Linked DNA regions of Mus musculus: region 1 is linked to region 2. Evidence: chromatin loops called from intact Hi-C (ENCODE). Cell type or tissue: heart. All regions are shown on one strand. Each heading gives the region's core, and the rest is flanking DNA. Links, peaks and the distances in the headings are about the cores only.

The links. A loop is a pair of places that touch in the nucleus more often than their neighbours do. Peaks named below come from ENCODE experiments on the same cell type or tissue, not always from the same donor. Only the 100,000 strongest peaks of a DNase experiment are listed, where the experiment ranks them.
Region 1: a loop joins it to region 2, with 2.5 times the contacts of the local background. A loop is called at or near these places in 21 of 42 quality-filtered maps.

The regions. Positions count from the first base shown.
Region 1 is chr4:147,581,917-147,592,190 of GRCm38, forward strand. It overlaps Zfp985 (zinc finger protein 985), which reads left to right. Exons shown (of 6, transcript NM_001014397.4): 6 at 918-3,285. The coding sequence ends at 2,320. Among named protein-coding and RNA genes, the nearest start is that of Zfp985, 34 kb to the left of the region's middle. In heart, for the core only: no CTCF peak of the experiment used is centred there; no DNase peak of the experiment used is centred there.
Region 2 is chr4:147,515,329-147,525,602 of GRCm38, forward strand. It overlaps Zfp982 (zinc finger protein 982), which reads left to right. Exons shown (of 5, transcript NM_001371348.1): 5 at 1-736. It also overlaps the pseudogene Vmn2r-ps20. Among named protein-coding and RNA genes, the nearest start is that of Zfp985, 33 kb to the right of the region's middle. In heart, for the core only: no CTCF peak of the experiment used is centred there; a DNase peak (open chromatin) is centred at 3,853.

The sequences.
Region 1 (10,274 bases), core at 972-8,971, 67 kb after region 2:
TATAACTGATTCAGTGTCACTCTGAATCAAATTGTAACCATAAAATTAGAGATATATTGTTTAGAGTTCTACTTTCTGAAAATTCACTAGAGATGGATCATTTATTTGTCCCAGCTTATGCAAAGTACAATTTTCTTTTTTATTGGTCATTTTATTTATTTACATGTCAAGTGTTATGCTTCTTCTTCATTCCCTGTCTGGAAACTCTATATCCCACCCCCTCCCCCTGGCTTTTACAATTATGCTCCCACCACCGATCCACCTACTCCCACCTCATGCCCCTAGGATTCTCCTATGCTGGGATACTGAACCTTCACAGTACCAAGGGACTCCCCTCCTGTTGATGCCACATAAGGCAATCCTGCTATATATAAAGCTGGAGCCATTTGTACTTCCATGTGTACTCTTTATTTGGTGATTTGACCCTTGAGAGCTTTGTGGGTCTTGATATTGTTGTTCCTCCTACACAGTTGCAAAGCCCTTCAGCTTCTTCAGTCCTTCCCTTAACTCCTTCATTGTGGTCCCCTTGCTCAGTCCAATGGTTGGCTGCAAGGATCTGCATCCTTTTCATCCAGTCTCTGGATGGCCTTCCCTTCAGCCTCTTTTCCATTCTTTGTCCCTCTTTTTCCTTAAGACAGGAGCAATTCTGGGTTATTATATTTGAGGTGGTATGATGTCTAATTTGAAAATAAAATTTAGCAGGCTATTATCATTTCCAGTCATTTGATATAGATCATATTTGAGGTTCTTCTGAGGATACATGTAGTGATTTAAAAAGAAAGAGAGAGAGAGAGAGAGAGAGAGAGACCTCTCTTGAGAGTACGAATCCATAAGCTCACTGATTATTGAGTCCCTTACTCCTTATATAAGTAATTCATGTCATCTCTAATTGCCCCATTTTGTTTTTGTTTTTTCAGAAAATCATTGCATACGTGGAAAGTATAGGAAGGTCTTGGATCAAGACAGCCAGTACATTGTCCATGAACACATGAATATTCAAGAGAAGTCTTCTAAATGGGACAAGCTTAGCAAGGTGCTTCTTGATTCCCCCCAATATACACCTTACAAAACTTATCACAGCTCTCTTCAATACTGGAACCAAAAAAGACTTAAGCCCAGGAACACTAAAGAAGTTTGCAAATACAATGACTCTGTAAACAGTGTAAGTTTGTTTTCTACCATTAGTCTCAATCAAGGAATCCACATGCAGAAGAAAAAACACAAGCGAAATGCAGAATTTGAGAAGGTTTTTGTTTCTAAACATAAAGACATGGTGAAACAAAAAAATACTGGAGTGAACCCTTACAAATGCAGTGAATTTCACAAATATCTTACCCAGAGAGAAAAACTTCAAACTCAGCAGAGAATTTATCATGGAAAGAAACCTTACAAAAGTAGTAAAAGTGACAAATGCTTTACCCATCAGATCCATCTTAGAAGTCATCAGGGAATTCATACAGGAGAGAAACCTCACAAATGTAGTGAATGTGACAAATGCTTTACCCACAAATTTAATTTGAGAGCTCATCAGAGAATTCATACGGGAGAGAAACTTTACAAATGTAGTGAATGTGACAAATGCTTTACTCACAAATCCCGTCTTAATTATCATCAGAGAATTCATACAGGAGAGAAACCTCACAAATGTAGTGAATGTGACAAATGCTTTACCCACAAATTTAATTTGAGAGCTCATCAGATAATTCATACAGGAGAGAAACCTCACAAATGTAGTGAATGTGACAAATGCTTTACCCACAAATTTAATTTGAGAGCTCATCAGAGAATTCACACCGGAGAGAAACCTTACAAATGCAGTGAATGTGACAAATGCTTTACCCGAAAATTCCATCTTGGTATTCATCATAGAATTCATACAGGAGAGAAACCTTACAAATGCAGTGAATGTGACAAATGCTTTACTGGAAAAGGCAGTCTGAGAATTCATCAGAGAATTCATATAGGAGAGAAACCTTACAAATGTAGTGAATGTGACAAATGCTTTACTGGAAAAGGCAGTCTGAGAATTCATCAGAGAATTCATACAGGAGAGAGACCTCACAAATGTAGTGAATGTGACAAATGCTTTACTGGAAAAGGCAGTCTGAGAATTCATCAGAGAATGCATACAGGAGAGAAACCTTACAAGTGTAGTGAATGTGACAAATGCTTTACCCAAAAATCCCATCTTAATATTCATCAGGGAATTCATACAGGAGAGAAACCTTACAAATGCAGTGAATGTGACAAATGCTTTACCCACAAATCCCATCTTATTAATCATCAGAAAATTCATACAGGAGAGAAACCTTACAAATAGTTTACATGTGACAAATACAATACTCACAATGTCAGTCTGAGAAATCATGAATTTTTTCATACAGTAGAGAATATTTATAAATGAAGTGAACGAGACAATCCTTTACCAAGATATATCATCTTAAAATTCATTAGAGAATAGTTAGAGAAGACAAACTTTTCAAATATATTGTAGGTATGAATCCTTTTTTTTTTTTTTTTGGCCTATTTCCTAGACTGTAACAGTGAATACTTACAGGCTAGAAACTTAACTCATGCATTGTATGAAGAAATATCTTTGACTTCACTTCAGGATAGAGAGAACATCTAAGAACTTTTTAGGGTAAAGTATTTCTGTTGGGGAAAATGTGGCATATGTTTTATTCATGGTGTCCTGGCAACACTTGAGGCTCCACACTAGAGAATTAGTGTGATTATGAAAATCTTGTCAAAACATTCATGCAATGTTCAAATCTTAGATAATGTTAACTATTTATGCTGTGAGAAACTCTGAAAATGTGAAAATGTAGAAAGCTTTTCATGACACCTTTTTACTTGTTCACCCTCAAATGTTACCAGATGAAGACAAGTTGGGAAGTCAGAAGATAGTATTGTGTAACACTTTCATTGAGACTGAAATAATCCATTTCAAAGGAAAACTATTTAAGGTCTTTAATGCAATCCTCAAAATATCTAATAAAACTGATAACATTCTGTATATTTAATTTAAATGATCCAATTAAGAAAAGTTATACTTAAAAAAGAGTACCTGGCAAACTGAGCCACCCAGACAGCATATTCTTTATCCTATAAATATGCTTACAGATGTGAAGTGTGCTTCGAGTATCTACTAATCAGAATTCTTCTCAAATGCTTGTTTGTCATTATAGGATAACAAATGACTCTGAGTTTCTTGTGATCTGGTCAACAACTCCTTTCCTATTGTCCTGTAACTAACTCCAATAAAGCTGAAAGATTCAACAAGTTTGCTTTGGTTGTTTTCAATTTACACTTGGGATACTCAGATGAATATATGTTGCATCTTCCCAGGAAATGCCTCACATAAAACATATGCAGAAGTCATGAATATTTATTTTTGCAAACCTGTATCATAAAGTTAATAGTAATGATTTTCAACTGGTGGATAACAATCTCTTTGGGATGTAATGACCGTGTCATAGTGGTTGCTTAAAAGCATAGGAAAACACATTTTTCCAATTGTCTTAAAACTGAGAAATCATTTATTGAACTGCAGGGTAGTTTGCCCACCTAAGAATAATTTGAATTCAATGTCTGTTTAGCATTAAAAGAGTTAGAAACACTGTTTTACATATGGTGATTTGTGTTAAATGAAATAGGTAAAATTCAGTTCAATGTTCCAGGCAAGTATTACTAGGTTAAGATAAAAAGGCTCAAAAAAGGAAATATGTAGATGCTTTCAGAGCCTCAGAAATAACTCTTGAATTCAAGGAAGTATGAGAGAAAAATATAGAAAAATACATGAAAGCATGGCTTCATAGATTTCACGGATAGCTATCCAGACTTTGCTTTGTCTGTGCATGGTTCTGAAGTCATTAATACCCACTTATTGAACAAAAGTCCTATAAGTCTCAGAAAAATGCTGCCCATTGACACATATTACAAAACATTGTGGTGACTGGTCCTGTCGTGCCTTAATACTCCAATCTACCATAAGGAATGATTTAGATTTCCATTCTTTTCTTAAATCATCTACAGAATGTTAATATTTTGCACATCTCAGAATATACATTCTGAACAAAACCTCAACAACTCACTATTAAGGTATTATCTTCATCTTAATTTCATGTATGAGTTCATTCATACAAATATCATGAATCTGTAAATCTTAGAGAAAAATCCTTTTTAGAGTAGATGAGGTGCATACTCATGCACAGTTTAGAAATCCAACCATCCTGGAAATACATTTGGAAGTTCTGGAAAACGTACTATTACTCCAAGTTCAAGTATTATATTAGAATATTTATCCTAAGTTCAGGAAGTTTCAGTAAATTAGGATCTAAGAAAAAAGTCAAATGGTACAATGAACAAATCCATGTATTTTCCTTGAGTTTAAAAAATACAAGGAAATTGTTCAACTTGTGTGAACCTACTGAATGATAACATTTCATTGGTCTCAATATTGGAATTTGATGAAACAGGACCTCATTAGTAGATTCTAAGTACGAGAAGAAGCAATAGTGGCCTTTGATTTCAGATGGTCATTAGTATTTTCTGCCAACTGCTTCATCAGAGATGTTGAAACACATACCAGGCAAATGAAAATTAGGTGGCTTAAGTAGCTCTTACCTGTCTAGAAATTGCAACCAGGTGAACAGTCTCTCTTGATTCTCATTGCACATGTTCAGTGGATTTAGGCCTCACTGCTTAATGACTGAGAGATCATTACCCAAATCTGAAGTGACTTCCAGGTTCATGGAAAAATTTCTAGAAGTACACAATGAAGACACATCTTACCTTGTACCCCTCACACAATATTCATTCTATAACCATTTATACACACACTTCTTATCTATGGTACTGCAAGCATATGGTGGTGGTTGACAAAATAGGTCCAGGTAGACTCTGTTTGAGTTGTGTGGAAGATAGCATGTGTATATTGATAAAGATGCAAGTCCTTGGCTTGGGATAATTAACCATACCATGTTTGAAGAACATGGAGACAGAAGCTCACTGGATTTGGAACATTAACTATTTGTGGAAGAGCATTGTAAGGTAAATAATAAGAGCCACACTATAGGAGCCGGATGGGCATTTCTAGAACTTCCAGTGTCTAGATTTTAAGGAACCCACTAGGTCTATGTCAGTACCTTGCAGTGAAGGAAACTTCTCTTCAGCTTCAGGACAACTGATGGGACAGCCTGGGGATGGGAAACACATGGAGCAGGTAGAGTTATTCCTGGGTTGAAATTGATTTTGTTCCAGGAGAACTCAGAAGAGGGACTGAGGGCCTGAAGGAAGAGAGTGGGATCATCAGCCCATCACTGTCAGTAGGAGTTTGGAGCTGCATGGTGTGGAACTAGGACTAGAGAATACTTCCTGGGGTCTACACAGCCATGTGAAAATTCCCTTCCTCTGCAGTTGTCCCCAAGTTAAGCCTTGTGGAAATTTTCAGTCACCAGAGCAGTGGCAGGAACTGCAAACAAGAAGATTTGGACACTCCAAGGTCACAGAAGTTGCTATGCTAGTGGACAGACAGGCACTGGACCAATATTGAAATCCCTTACTCTGCTGCTCATAATAACACTGAGCCTCAAATTCTATTGTGCATTTGATAACTGTGTTGTTAAATTGCTGACCATGTGTAGTGGTTATTCCTGGTTGTCAACTTGACTGTATTTGGAATGAACTACAATCCAGAATTGGAAGGCTCACCAGTGACCCTTATCTGGAGGCTTGGAGATCCTTATCTGAATCTTGGTTTGAAGATCTTGAGCCATAGTGGCTATGGATTCCAGAAGATTGAATCTCCGAGTTTAAGGTTACACCTTCTGCTGGAGACAATATAAGGACATTGGAAGAAGGGAGTCCAGCTCTTGCTCCTGCTCCTTCGCCTGCTTGCTGCGTGAGACTGAGTAACTGCTAGATCCTTGGACTTCCATTCACAGCTGTGACTGAACGATTGTTGGGAATTGAGCTGCCGACTGTAAGTCATCAATAAATTCCTTTATTATCTAGAGACTATCCATAAGTTCTGTGACTCTAGAGAACCCTGACTAATACAGAAGTTGGTACCAGGAGTGGTTCTAGAGTAACAGAAGTACAAGGATGAATCTTTTAAAATTCTGGAATTGGCTTGTTGATCCACCAGCACTTTCAACTATTGAAACCTCTCCAGATTCTCTCCCTCCTGGGAGCTCAGAGAATTTTGAAGACCCATGGTTGAAACTATATTCCGAACTTAAAGAAGCTAATGCCCTTGATTTTCTTAATGAATTAGGTGATTCAGTGCACAAAGCTTTCTACAAGATGGGGAAAAAATCGAAAAATGATTTTACTGGCTGGCTGCTCTTAGTATCTGTGGAAAAAATGATGAATGAAAGGAAGGAGTTGTGTGATAAAATCGAAAGGCTCCAGACACAAGTAAACGATCTAAAAGTTGCTAAGTGTGTCCTTGAGGAGAATCTTCTCTCTTGTAGCAATAGAGCTCAAGTTGCAGAAAATCAAACAGAAACTCTCATTGTAAGGTTGGCTGAACTACAGCGAAAATTCAAGTCTCAGCCTCAGAGTGTGTCGACAGTTAAAGTAAGGGCTCTAATTGGCAAAGAATGGGATCCTACAACATGGGATGGGGATGTGTGGGAAGACCATGTTGAAGCTGAGAATTTTGAATCCTCAGATTCTCAAGGGTTTGCCCCACCTGAGGAAGTAGTACCCTCAGCCCCACCTCTTGAAATAATGCCTTCCCCACATGAGGAAATTAATTTTGCAGAGTCTGCTCATGGCCCACCAATAGTTTCTTCTAGACCTGTAACCAGACTCAAAGCAAAACAGGCTCCTAGAGGGGAGGTAGAAAGTGTAGTCCATGAGGAAATTCGCTACACTACTAAGGAGCTTAATGAGTTTGCTAATTCATTCAAGCAGAAACCTGGTGAATATGTGTGGGAATGGATTTTAAGGGTGTGGGATAAGGGTGGAAGGAACATAAAACTAGAGCAGGCTGAGTTTATTGACATGGGTCCTCTGAGTAGAGATTCTAGGTTTAATACGGAAGCTCGCATAGTTAAAAAAGGTGTCAAAAGTTTGTTTGAATGGTTGGCTGAGGTGTTTATCAAAAGATGGCCTACTGGAAATGACTTGGAGATGCCTGATATTCCATGGCTTAGTGTTGATGAAGGGATTTTAAGACTTAGGGAAATTGCAATGCTAGAGTGGATATATTGTGTAAAGCATAATTGTCCACAATGGGAAGGTCCAGAAGATATGCCTTTCACCAGCTCTATAAGACGCAAATTGGTGAGAGGGGCACCAGCACATTTGAAGGGTTTTGTTCTTTCCCTTTTCCTTGTGCCAGATCTTAGCATTGGAGATGCTTCTGCTCAATTAGATGAATTAAATTCACTGGGTTTAGTTGGATTCCGAGGTAACAAGGGCCAGGTGGCAGCATTGAATTGCCGGAGACAAGGTGATTCTAGTTATTATAATGGACAGCGTAGACAAAAGAATGTTTATAATAACATACCCAGTAATGGTCAGCACAGGAGAGGTGAAATTTATAATGGCATGACTCGGTTGGACCTTTGGTACTGGCTAACCAATCATGGTGTTTCCAGGAATGAAATACATAGGAAGCCTACTGCATATTTGTTTGATCTGTATAAGCAGAAAAATTCTCAAACAAATGAAAGAAAGGCTACATTAGATCGTGGTAAACAGCCAAATGAAAGAAAGGCTACATTAGATCGTGGTAAACAGCAATCTCGGCCAGTGAATCAATTTCCAGACTTGAGACAGTTTGCAGATCCAGAACCCCTTGAATGAAGGGGTGGCCAGGTTCCGCTGAGGAAGGATCTTGATAAGACACTCAAAGGTTTTGCTGTTACCCTTTCTCCAGTTCTTCCCCAGAGGGACCTACGGCCTTTTACAAGGGTAACTGTACACTGGGGAAAAGGAAATAATCAGACTTTTCGGGGTCTGCTGGATACTGGTTCTGAGTTGACACTGATCCCAGGGGATCCCAAGAAACATTGTGGCCCTCCAGTTAAAGTAGGGGCTTATGGAGGGCAGGTGATTAATGGAGTTTTGACTGATGTCCGACTCACAGTAGGTCCAGTAGGTCCCCGGACACATCCTGTGGTGATTTCCCCAGTTCCAGAATGTATAATTGGGATAGATATACTCAGAAATTGGCAGAATTCTCATATTGGTTCCCTGAACTGTAGAGTGAGGGCTATTATGGTTGGAAAGGCCAAATGGAAGCCTTTAGAGTTGCCTTTGCCAAAGAAAATAGTGAATCAAAAACAGTATCGTATTCCTGGAGGCATTGCAGAAATTACTGCCACTATCAAGGACTTGAAAGACACAGGGGTGGTGGTTCCCACCACATCTCCGTTTAACTCTCCTATCTGGCCAGTGCAGAAAACAGATGGATCATGGAGAATGACAGTTGATTATCGAAAACTAAATCAGGTAGTAACTCCAATTGCAGCTGCTGTACCAGATGTAGTTTCGTTACTTGAGCAAATTAACACATCTCCTGGCACCTGGTATGCGGCTATTGATCTGGCAAATGCCTTCTTCTCAGTACCTGTCCATAAGGACCACCAGAAGCAATTTGCTTTCAGTTGGCAAGGCCAACAGTATACCTTCACAGTTTTGCCTCAAGGATATATTAACTCTCCTGCCCTGTGTCATAATTTAGTTAGAAGGGATCTTGATCGTTTGGATCTTCCACAAAATATCACATTGGTGCACTATATTGATGACATTATGCTGATTGGACCAAGTGAGCAGGAAGTAGCAACCACTTTGGACTCATTGGTAACACATATGCGTATCAGAGGATGGGAAATAAATCCAACCAAAATTCAAGGACCATCTACCTCAGTGAAATTCTTAGGAGTCCAGTGGTGTGGGGCGTGCAGAGATATTCCTTCTAAGGTGAAAGATAAGTTATTGCACCTGGCCCCTCCTACAACCAAGAAAGAAGCACAACGTTTAGTGGGCCTATTTGGATTCTGGAGACAACACATCCCTCACTTGGGTGTGTTACTTAGGCCTATTTACCAAGTGACTCGGAAAGCTGCTAGCTTTGTGTGGGGCCTGGAACAGGAGAAGGCCCTTCAACAGGTCCAGGCTGCTGTGCAGGCTGCTCTACCACTTGGACCATATGACCCAGCAGACCCGATGGTACTTGAGGTATCTGTGGCTGATAGAGATGCTGTTTGGAGCCTCTGGCAGGCCCCTGTAGGTGAATCACAGAAAAGACCTTTGGGATTTTGGAGCAAAGCTCTACCATCATCTGCAGACAACTATTCTCCCTTTGAAAAACAGCTCTTGGCCTGCTATTGGGCCTTAGTGGAAACTGAACGTTTGACAATAGGACACCAAGTTACTATGCGACCTGAACTACCCATCATGAGCTGGGTACTATCAGACCCTGCAAGTCATAAAGTGGGACGCGCACAGCAGCAGTCTATTATCAAATGGAAGTGGTATATACGTGATCGGGCCAGAGCAGGTCCTGAAGGCACAAGCAAGTTACATGAAGAAGTTGCTCAAATGCCTATGGTTTCTACTCCTGTTACAATGCCATCTGCTGCCAAGCATGCACCTATAGCCTCATGGGGTGTTCCCTATGATCAACTGACCGAAGAGGAGAAGACTAGAGCCTGGTTTACTGATGGCTCTGCACGTTATGCAGGCACCACCCAGAAGTGGACAGCTGCAGCATTACAACCCCTTTCTGGGACAACCTTGAAAGACACAGGTGAAGGGAAATCTTCACAGTGGGCAGAACTTCGGGCAGTACACATGGTATTACAGTTTGTTTGTAAGAAGAAGTGGCCAGATGTACGATTATTCACTGACTCATGGGCTGTAGCCAATGGATTGGCTGGATGGTCAGGGACTTGGAAAGATCACAATTGGAAAATTGGTGAGAAAGACATCTGGGGAAGAAGTATGTGGATAGATCTCTCCAAATGGGCAAAGGATGTGAAGATATTTGTGTCCCATGTAAATGCTCACCAAAAGGTGACTTCAGCCGAGGAGGAGTTCAATAATCAAGTGGATAAGATGACCCGTTCTGTGGACAGTCAGCCTCTCTCCCCAGCCATCCCTGTCATTGCTCAATGGGCACATGAACAAAGTGGTCATGGTGGTCGAGATGGAGGTTATGCTTGGGCTCAGCAACACGGGCTTCCACTCACCAAAGCTGACCTGGCTACTGCTGCTGCTAATTGCCAGATCTGCCAACAGCAGAAACCAACACTGAG
Region 2 (10,274 bases), core at 732-8,731:
AGTATAATTATGAGAATCTTTTGAAAATTTTCATGCAATGTTCAAATCTTAAATAATGTCGACTCTGACAATTTGAAAAAATGTAGCAAGCCTTTCTTTCTTTCTTTCTTTCTTTCTTTCTTTCTTTCTTTCTTTTTTTTGGGGGGGGGTTGGTTTTTAGAGACAGGGTTTCTCTGTATATCCATGGCCATCCTGTAGACCAGGCTGGCCTCGAACTCAGTAATCCGCCTGCCTCTCTCTCCCGAGTGCTTGGATTAAAGACATGTGCCACCACGCCCAGTTGTAGAAAGCTTTTCATGACACCTTTTTATTTGTTCACCCTCAAATGTGGCAAGATGAAGACAAGCTGGGAAGTCAGAAGATAGTATTGTGTAACACTTTCTTTAAGACAGAAATAATCCATTTCAAAAGGAAACTATTTAAGGTCTTTAATACAATCCTCAAAATATCTAATAAAACTGGTAACATTCTGTATATTTAATTAAAATGAACCAATTAAGATAAAAATATACTTAAAAGATTATCTGGCAAACTGAGCTACCCAGACAGCATATTCTTTATTCTATAAATATGCTTGCAGATGTGAAGTGTGCTTCGAGTATCCAGTAATCATAATTCTTCTCAAATACTTGTTTCACATTATAGGATAACAAGTGACTCCGAGTCTCTTGTGATCTGCTCAACAACTCCTTTCCTATTGTCCTGTAACTAACTCCAATAAAGCTGAAAGATTCTACAAGGTTGCTTTGGTTGTTTTCAACTTGCCCTTGGGATACTCAGATGAATATATGTTGCATCTTCCCAGGAAATGCCTCACATAAAACATATGCAGAAGTCATGAAATTTTTGCAAACCTGTATCATAAAGTTAATAGTAGTGATTTTCAACTGGTGGATAACAATCCCTTTGGGATGTAACGACCCTGTCACAGTTATTGCTTAAAAGTACAGGGAAACACATATTTCCAATTGTCTTAAAACTGCGAAATCATTCATTGAACTGCAGGGTAGTTTGCCCTGCTAAAAATAATTAGAATTCTATGTCAGTGTTTAGCATTAAAAAAGTTAGAAACACTGTTTTACATATGGTGATTTGTGTTAACTGAAATAGGTAAGATTCAGCTTAGTGCTCCAGGCAAGTATTACTAGGTGAAGATAAAAAGGCTCAAAACCGAAAATATGTAGAAGCTGTCAGAGCCTCAGCAAGAAGTCTACTACTCTCTCTTGAATTCAAGGAAGTATGAGAGAAAAACCTACAAAAATGAATGAAAATATGGCTTCATAGATTTCAAGGATAGCTATCCAGACTTTGCTGTGTCTCTGCATGGTTCTGAAGTCATTAATACCCATTTATTGAACAAAAGTCCTATAAGTCTCAGAAAAATGCTGACCGACCGTTGACACATATTACAAAACATTTTGGTGTCTGGTTCTCTTGTGCCTTAATACTCCACTCTACTGTAAGGAATGAAATAGATTTCCATTCTTTTCTTGTGTGTGGGTTTTTTTTTTTTTTTGAGAAAGGGTTTCTCTGTAGCCTGATATGAAGATAATACTACTAAGGTATTATCTTCATCTTAATTTCATGTATGAGTTTATTCATACAAATATGAATCTGTAAATCTTAGAGAAAAATCCTTTTTAGAGTAGATGAGGTGCATACTCATGCACAGTTTAGAAATCCAACCATCCTGGAAATACATTTGGAAGTACTGGAAAACGTAATATTACTCCAAGTTCAAGTATTATATTAGAATATTTATCTTAAATTCAGGAAGTTTCAGTAAATTAGGATCAAAGAAAAAAATTGAATGGTAGAATGAACAAATCCATATCACTCCATATATTTTCCTTGATTTAAAAAAAAAAAAAAAACAGGTTGTGGGGGTGCATGCCTTTAATCCCAGCACTTGGGAGGCAGAAGCAGGCAAATTTCTGAGTTGAAGGCCAGCCTGGTCTACAGTGTGAGTTCCAGTACAGCCAAGACTATACAGAGAAACCCTGCCTCAAAACAAACAAACAAACAAACAAAAAACAATAACAAACAAACAAACACAAAACCCACAAAAAACTAGAAAACAACAAAAAGAAAACACAAGGAAATGGTCCAACTACTGAAAGATAACATTTCATTGGTCTCAATATTGGAATTTGATGAAACAGGACCTCATTGGTAGAACCTAAGTACGAGAAGAAGCAATAGTGGCCCTTGATTTCAAATGATCATAGATATTTTCTGCCAATTGCTTCATCAGGGATGTTAAAACTCACACACCAGGCAAATGAAAATTAGGTAGCTTGAGGAGCTCTTAACAGTCTGGAAATTTGCAACCAGGTAGACAGTCTCTCTTGAGTCTCATTGCACATGATCAGTGGATTTAGGCCTCACTGCTTAATGACTGAAAGATCATGAATCAAATCAGAAGTTACTTTCAGGTTCATGGAAAATTTTCTAGAAATGCACAATGAAGAACATCTTACCTTGTACCCCTCACACAATGATTGTCTTCATTCTATAACCATTTATACACACACTTCTTGTCTATGGTACAGCAAGCATATGGTGATGGTTGACAAAATAGGTCCAAGTAGACTCACTGAATTATGTGGAAGACAGCATGTGTATATTGATAAAGATGCAAATACTTGGCTCAGGTAAATTAACCATATCATGTTTAAAAAACATGGAGGCTGAAGCTCACTGGATTTGGAACATTAACTATTTGTGGAAGAGCACTGTAAAATGCTTAATAAGCATATGAGCCTGATGGGCATTTCTAGATCTTCCAGTGGCTAGATTTTAAGGAACCCACTAGGTCTATGTCAGTACCTTCCAGGGAAAGGAAACTTCTCTTCAGGACAACTAATGGGACAGCCTGAGGATGGGAAACACATGGAGTAGGTAGAAAGAGTTATTCCTTGGTTGAAATTGATTTTGTTACAGGAGAACTCAGAAGAAGGACTGAGGGTCTGAAGGAAAAGAGTGGGATCAGCAGCCCATCCCTGTCAGTAGGAGTTTGGAGCTGCATGGTGTGGAACTAGGACTAGAGAACACTGCCTGGGGTCTACACAGCCATGTGAAAATTCCCTTCCTCTGCAGTTGTCCCCAAGTTAAGTCTTGTGGAAATTTTCAGTCACCAGAGCAGTGGCAGGAACTGCAAACCAGAAGACTTGGACACTCCAAGGTCACAGAAGCTGCTAGGCTAGTGGACAGACAGGCACTGGAGCATGATTGAAATCCCTTACTCGGCTGCTCATAAGAGCACTGATCCTCAAACTATTGTGCATTTCATAACTGTGTTGGTAAATTGCTGACCATGTAAGTGTGGCGTATCCTGATTTTTTTTTATTCATCTTATTGTTGCCTGGATTCTTACGTAATAATTTCTTAGAGGATGGGCTTGTTGGTTGCAAACATGGCTATATTTCTCTGGTGGCAGGTTCAAAGCTGATACAATTCACATCCATCCATGGTTTTTAACTCTGCTTTTTAATCACTGTGCTAGTCAGATTCTTTGCCATTGGAGATTATATATCCACTGGGAGCTTTTTAGATATTAGTCCCATACGAACCACTGGAGTTTTGATTGAATCTTAAACAATCTTAAACAATATTTTAGCAATTTGAGGGGCTGTGGGACTCTTTTATTCAGTACAGGAGGATGGGAAGCACGTGAAAGGGGAGTGATGCCATGGTGGGTGCCATGACAACAGATGCAGGAGCAGTCCTGTTGCCTAGAGATGAGGAGCCTCTTCACTGGGTTGAAAACCTGACTGTAAAGACAGATGCACCTGGTGCTAACAACATTGCTTATATTTGTAGTACTTCTCTTCAATACAAATTCTTTTTTGAGCCGGGCAGTGGTGACACATGCCTTTAATCCCAGCACTTGGAAGGCAGCTAAGTTGATTTTCACATTTCTCTTTTGTTAGCCTGTTTAGTAACTTCTCATAACAAAGACAATATTATATAGTCAGGAAGGTTCAACTTCTCCATGTCCAATGAGTTCTCTGGATGGCATGCTTGGTAATGGAGAACTGCTTTCAATTTCTACAGAACAAAGAGTTATCTTAGCAAGCGTCTAGATTGCTTGTGGATCCAAGGGACCCACTTAGCCAAAAACTCAAATAAAACCCAGGTAGTGTACTAGAAAGCTCATTTGAAGGAAATACCAGGTCAGTTGGGACTTATTCACCCCCATTTGTACGTTACTGAATTTCGATTGTCTTTATAGCATTTAAGAAGTATGTACCACTGTAGGTTTCCATATCATCACTCAAATGTCCCTCTCAATTCCAACTGTCTCTCAGCATTTTCTCCTTCAACCTTAACTTCCCTACCACTCTCTACCTCATTTTCCCAGTCACATTCCCATCTGTCTCCAGTTCATCCATGGAATCTATTTTATTTACTTCCACCAGGGAATCTGGGTGCCACTGTGTGCTCTGAAGTCAACTCTTCTATACTTAATATCTCTGAATACAATGGGCCTATGAATATCAAGTTCATTATTTTAGCATTGGCTAATATCCACACATAAGTGAATATATTCCATATTTCTCCACCTGTGTCTGGTTTACCTTAGTAGATAATTTTTTCTAGGTACATCTATTTGCCTGAACATTTTAATGTGAATATCTATCTATCTATCTATCTATCTATCTATCTATCTATCTATCTATCTATCATCAAAATAATGAACAACTACTATAAATTAGCGGTTGTCTCTCTAAAAACAGAGAAGTCAGAACTGAGTTCCACATCTAGAGTAAGTGGCCTCAGTTGCTGTGGGAATGCTAGAACTACTGCAGGGCTTTCCTTGTGTCTCAGATTCTTCACTCCCTCCAGGTATCCAATGGTACCTATGGAAGGGGAAAGGAAATTGTTAAACTCCCTAACCACAGAAAGGTCACACAGAAAGGTCACAGTAGCTACCACTACTGATGTTAGCTGCTGTACATCACAGCCTCTAATACTAGCAACAGTATCAAGACCAGTTCTCAAACACCTGTCCCCATTGATCCTTCCTATCCTGACTGGCTAGCATACAGCCTGTGCTCCACTGAAATTATATGGATAGGAAACAGGAATCCATTCCTCATTAAACTGAGCTTTCTAAAGCAGTCACACACCTTCTTAGGAAGTGTCTTGTGATGGTGCTGGAGGATCTTGGCTTTCATGTTCTGCACAGGAAGCTGACATAGGTTATTTTTCCTGGGCTGCCAGGATCTTATGGATTCCTTTCTATGGGTGCCCTGAAGATGAGTAGTTTGTGTTCCACCACCAGAGAATTAATCCTCTCCCTTCCTGCTTCCAACCTGTCTATCTGAACCATGCTCTGCCTCACCCCATTTCACAACTAATTCTTGTTCATTGCAAGATTACACTTCTGTTTGTCCAGATGTCCTGACACAAAATTATCCACTTTCTGCCCCGGCTTCTCGTGAACTGGCTTGGTATATTGACCAGACAGTTTTGGCAAAACTTTTCAAATAGGCCATAGATCTTCAGGTGTTCTACTGTGAGAGCAATGAGCTGTCTTCCAGAGTCAGTAGAACTGTGATTGACTGAAAGGAATACCCCATTCAATTATCCAAAATATTCAAAGAAATGTGTTTTTCTAGCAACATTAATAACACAGCAACATTTACACATAGGTAAATAAAATGTAAACATATACATTTCTTAGTTTTTAATCAGTGAAGAGGATGGACATTTTGAATTACAGTTGTTGCTGTACCACAGTGACTTCAGTTACATCCTCAGCTGCAAAGGATGTGGATGGTGAAAAGCATCTCCCACCTGTGTCTGAAAGTGTCCTGTGACTATGGAAGCTACAATGATGATACTTTCCTCCTCCTCCTCCTCCTCCTCCTCCTCCTCCTCCTCCTCCTCCTCCTGCTGCTGCTGCTGCTGCTGCTGCTGCTGCTGCTGCTGCTCTTCCTCCTCCACCTCCTTCTGCTGCTGCTGCCTCCTCCTCCTCCATTTTTTTTCGTTTGTTTTTTTTTTGTTTTTTTTTTTTGTTTTTGTTTTTGTTTTCTTTTTGAGACAGGGTTTCTCTGTGTAGCCTTGGCAATCCTGGAACTCACTCTGTAGACCAGGTTGGCCTTGAACTCAGAAATTCCCCTGCCTCTGCCTCCCAAGTGTTGGGATTACAGGCGTGGGCCACCACTCCCAGTGATGATACTTTCTTGTGTATTAGTGTGTGAAGTGTCCAGAGGCCTGGTACACCATCACAGAGCATAGATTACTAAAGCGTCCATACACCTGTGACATCTCTGGCCTAGGGAGACCATTTGAGAATGGCCATTACCTGTGAAATCTGTTTCCCTGCCTTCAGAGGTCTGATTCTTGGGATTTTTGTGAATCACCCAGCACCTTCCATTTGGAAAACCAGTAACCACACTCTCACCTACATTCTGTGCATTTCCCTCATCTTCTCTTTCTTTGGCTCCATGATATTCACAGGCCATTCACACTCAGTCAGTTTTATAGCGAAGCAAACCATGTTTGTAGGTGCATAGACTAGGATATTTTTTCCCAAACTTTTGGCCAAATTGATCATGGTTCTCAATTTCAGAGTGTTCTTTTACTGAAATTTATTCACACTATGAACATCATCATTAATATTTCATGTGTAGGCATTAGTACTTGTATCTCACAAATTCTATTTTCAAATTTCTGGTCTTTTCTCATTTTTCTGTGAAACATTTTCCTGGCTGCTGATAAAGTATATCCTCTATGGATCATTAAAAATGAAAAACATCAAAAAGCTAAAAATTCAAAGGAGAAGAAAGTTTGTGCTCAAAACTGAGTTCATTTGTCACAGTGAAAGACTATGATTGATGTTTACTGGTTAAGTGATACAAGCATGGCGGTCTCTGCAAACCCTAGGTCTGGTAGAATAACAATCCATGAGACCAAAAGAAATCTATGTTCAATACCACTCTATAAGTATTTCAGCACTAGTTGTGGGTGTGTTGTGAGTTATTGTCAATGAAATTCTTGCAGCACTCAGGGATAAATCCATCCCAGTGAATATGTGAATAGCTCTGAAGTAAAAGGTCTCCTGGCAGTCAGAAGTCATGATATACCACAATGCCCCATGGAACATTTAACCACACACAGAGGTTTAATGGGATAACACTGGAGGGAGGCTGCCTCTGCTCAGGTGAGAAGCAGAAGAGAAATAAGTGAGAGGCAGGCTTCTCAAAGGGTTTTATTTGGGGGGGGGATGGGGGGAAAGGATTTTCAGGATCAGAAATATCTCTGGTTGGATATTGCTGGGGTTTTATGTTCTGAGTTTGAGTAAACTAAGGAGTTTCTGAATTATTAAAACTGGGAAGTAAACTATAAGTTTTCCCTGTAGACTCAGTGGCCAATGCTGACTGAAGCTTCAAGATTCTGATCCCAGGATGGTTTATTTTAGGAACAAGTAAGCACAGTATAATTTCAAAATGAAATTTCTTGGTAATAATTGTCTCAATCATATGTGCACAGTGAAGATAAAGGTGTGGCTTCCTCAAAAGTCTTTTGACAAGTACAGGTGTTTCCTTCTTAAAGTTGAATTCTAAAAATAAGGGTCTAGAGGAGGATCAAGCATACCGTGTAGAGGACACCAAGCTGTAAGGTACATGTCCTATGTCCCCCAAGGATGGTTTGTACTACTGGAGAAACAATGACCTAGGATGATTATCTGGGACAATTTAACAGTCTGGGACTTTCAGGTGTAGTCTGGCACTACATCTACCACAGGTCACCAACCTGCTTACTATATCCATTCCTTCACTTCTGGTAAAAAAAAAAAAAAAAAAAAAAAGTGTACTTTTTCTTGCACTGTAGTGAAAACCCTCTTCCAAAGGTACTGAGTTCAAATCCCAGCAACCACATGGTGGCTCACAACCACCCATAATGAGATCTGATACCCTCTTCTGGTGCGTTTGAAGACAGCTACAGCGAACTTATACTAATAAATCTTTGGCTGGAGCAAGTGGGGTTGGCCAGAGCAAATAGAGGTTCTCAGTTCAATTCCCAACAATCACATGAAGGCTCACAACCATCTGTACAACTAAAATGTGTACTCATATACATAAAATAAATAAATCTTTAAAAAAAAACATGCAAGTGTTGCTGACATAATCCCAGCAATCAGAACACTGTGGCAGGTGTATTCCTCTACTTTTGAGGTCAGACTAGTATACATCAAAGTGACATTCCAACCTTTGGGTCACAATTTCCTCTTCTGGCCTGCATGGATTCTCCACAGGTATTGAGGTTCTCAAGATTTTAATCTAACTTTTGTGGTCAGCCAGGTCCTAGAACAGGATCACTGAACTGGCTTGTGTAATTACCTGTTCTGTGATCAGCCATTCTCCGAACAGGGTGCTTCAGGGACCACCTATTTTTCGTTCTTGGCTTCAACTTGGTCTAGGGGGTCAAACTTAAATTTTCTACCTTACACATGGAGACAAAAGACAGATAGAAACGGAGAATTGCATGAGGCAGCCTTCAGGAAGTTAAAGATTTAAACTAACTGAACAGACACACAAAGGATAGAAGGCACAGGGAACATGAAGTAGAGAATTCAACTTTGGACTCACACTTAGTTAAATGCTCTGAGGGAAAGGCTTTAATTTCTTTCCTTAACTCAGATGGATTATAAATCAGCAGTATGTTTATTTCATCTATTCACATATGAAGGATCAATTAACTTGTAACATTTTTTTTTTGCACAAATACAATATGGGAAAACTAAAAGTCACCACAATGGGAAACAAGTAGCCCTGACATTTGAAAGGTGTCCATGAGCACAGAACCCTGTTCTTTAAAGACAGACCTCCAGGTCTGGACTTGTGCTTCTGAGCTCTCACCTCCATGCTTAGCTAGAATCCATTTTAACCTCTCACAATCATTACAACAGATTTTTAAACAGATTATAATGAGAATCCTGGAACTCATTATAATCATAAAAAGAGTTGACTTCCTAGCAATAGTCTAATGAGACCTGGGTAAATCTCGAGTCTTCTTTCCCCAGCTTATGCTGACATGCATGGGTGTACATAGAGTGTTACAGTGAACAATCAGGAAACCATTTATGAACAAACTGTGCAGTATGCATTGTAATTTTGTTCTAGTTTTCTTTCCTTCATACTTTCTTTTCATTTCTTTCCTTTTCTTTTTCTTTTTTTGACAAAAATCTAGACAATTTTCGAAAGGAGTTTCTCTTTAGTGCCTGATCCTTCAAGTAGTAAATAATATTGTGCCTTGACCTAACATCATGTTAATTTTGTCCAAGACTTATAATTTCTCTCTGTATTATTTTTATTTGCCTTACTGCATTTTGTTTTCAGGTTCTTTTTTTTTTTTCTTGGTTTTTTGAGACAGGGATTCTCTGTATAGCCCTGGCTTTTGGGAACTCACTCAGTAGACCAGGTTGGCCTTGAACTCAGAAATCCCCCTGCCTCTGCCTCCCAAGACATATTCACCACACCCAGCCTTTTTTTTTGGTGGGGGGGCAATTCTAAGCACCTATTGAACTCAATTTTAATATTTTATAGTGTCCTCATTTCCTTCAGGCATCTGGTGTTATTTTCTTTCCCATGATTCATTTTGTTCCTATCTGAGTGGATTTACATGGTTTACAAACTTTAATCTCCTTGGTCATTACTATGGATTTTCAATTTTTATCTTGGATATCATGTAAACTGTGCTCCTTATAGAATACATATATGGTTTGTGGTTTGAGCCAAGGACATTTTATCATAGTTTCTGTTTGTTTTGGATATCTGTTCTGAGCATCAGAATTTAGAAAGATTAATTCTGTGCATTTTTAGCCCAGATTGCTAGACCCACAATATGAGAAGTTAGACAGGATTAGTTGTATCTGAAGGGTTCAGATCTCAGGTGTAGTGTCCTAGTACATCCAGTTCTTGTCTAGTCTAGCAGCAACCTTGTGGGGAAGCTATGCAGAGTAGGTCCTGGGAAGTTGTGTGGAAGACAGGCTGCAACAGAGTTGGAGTAGTGGTTCCTGATTGGGGAGTGGGGAAATTTTACATCATAATTTCTGAGAGCACATACGTGTCTGTTGCTTGCAAAAATGGTTAGATTTCCCTGGTGGTAGGTACAAACCTGGTATGATTCACATCCATCCATGGTTTCTAATTCTGCTACTTTATCACTGTCCTAGCCAAGATCTTTGCCCATGGAGATTTTTCATTCCCAGGGAGCTTTTTAGATATTCGTGCCTTAAGGACCACTGGAATTTTGATTGAATC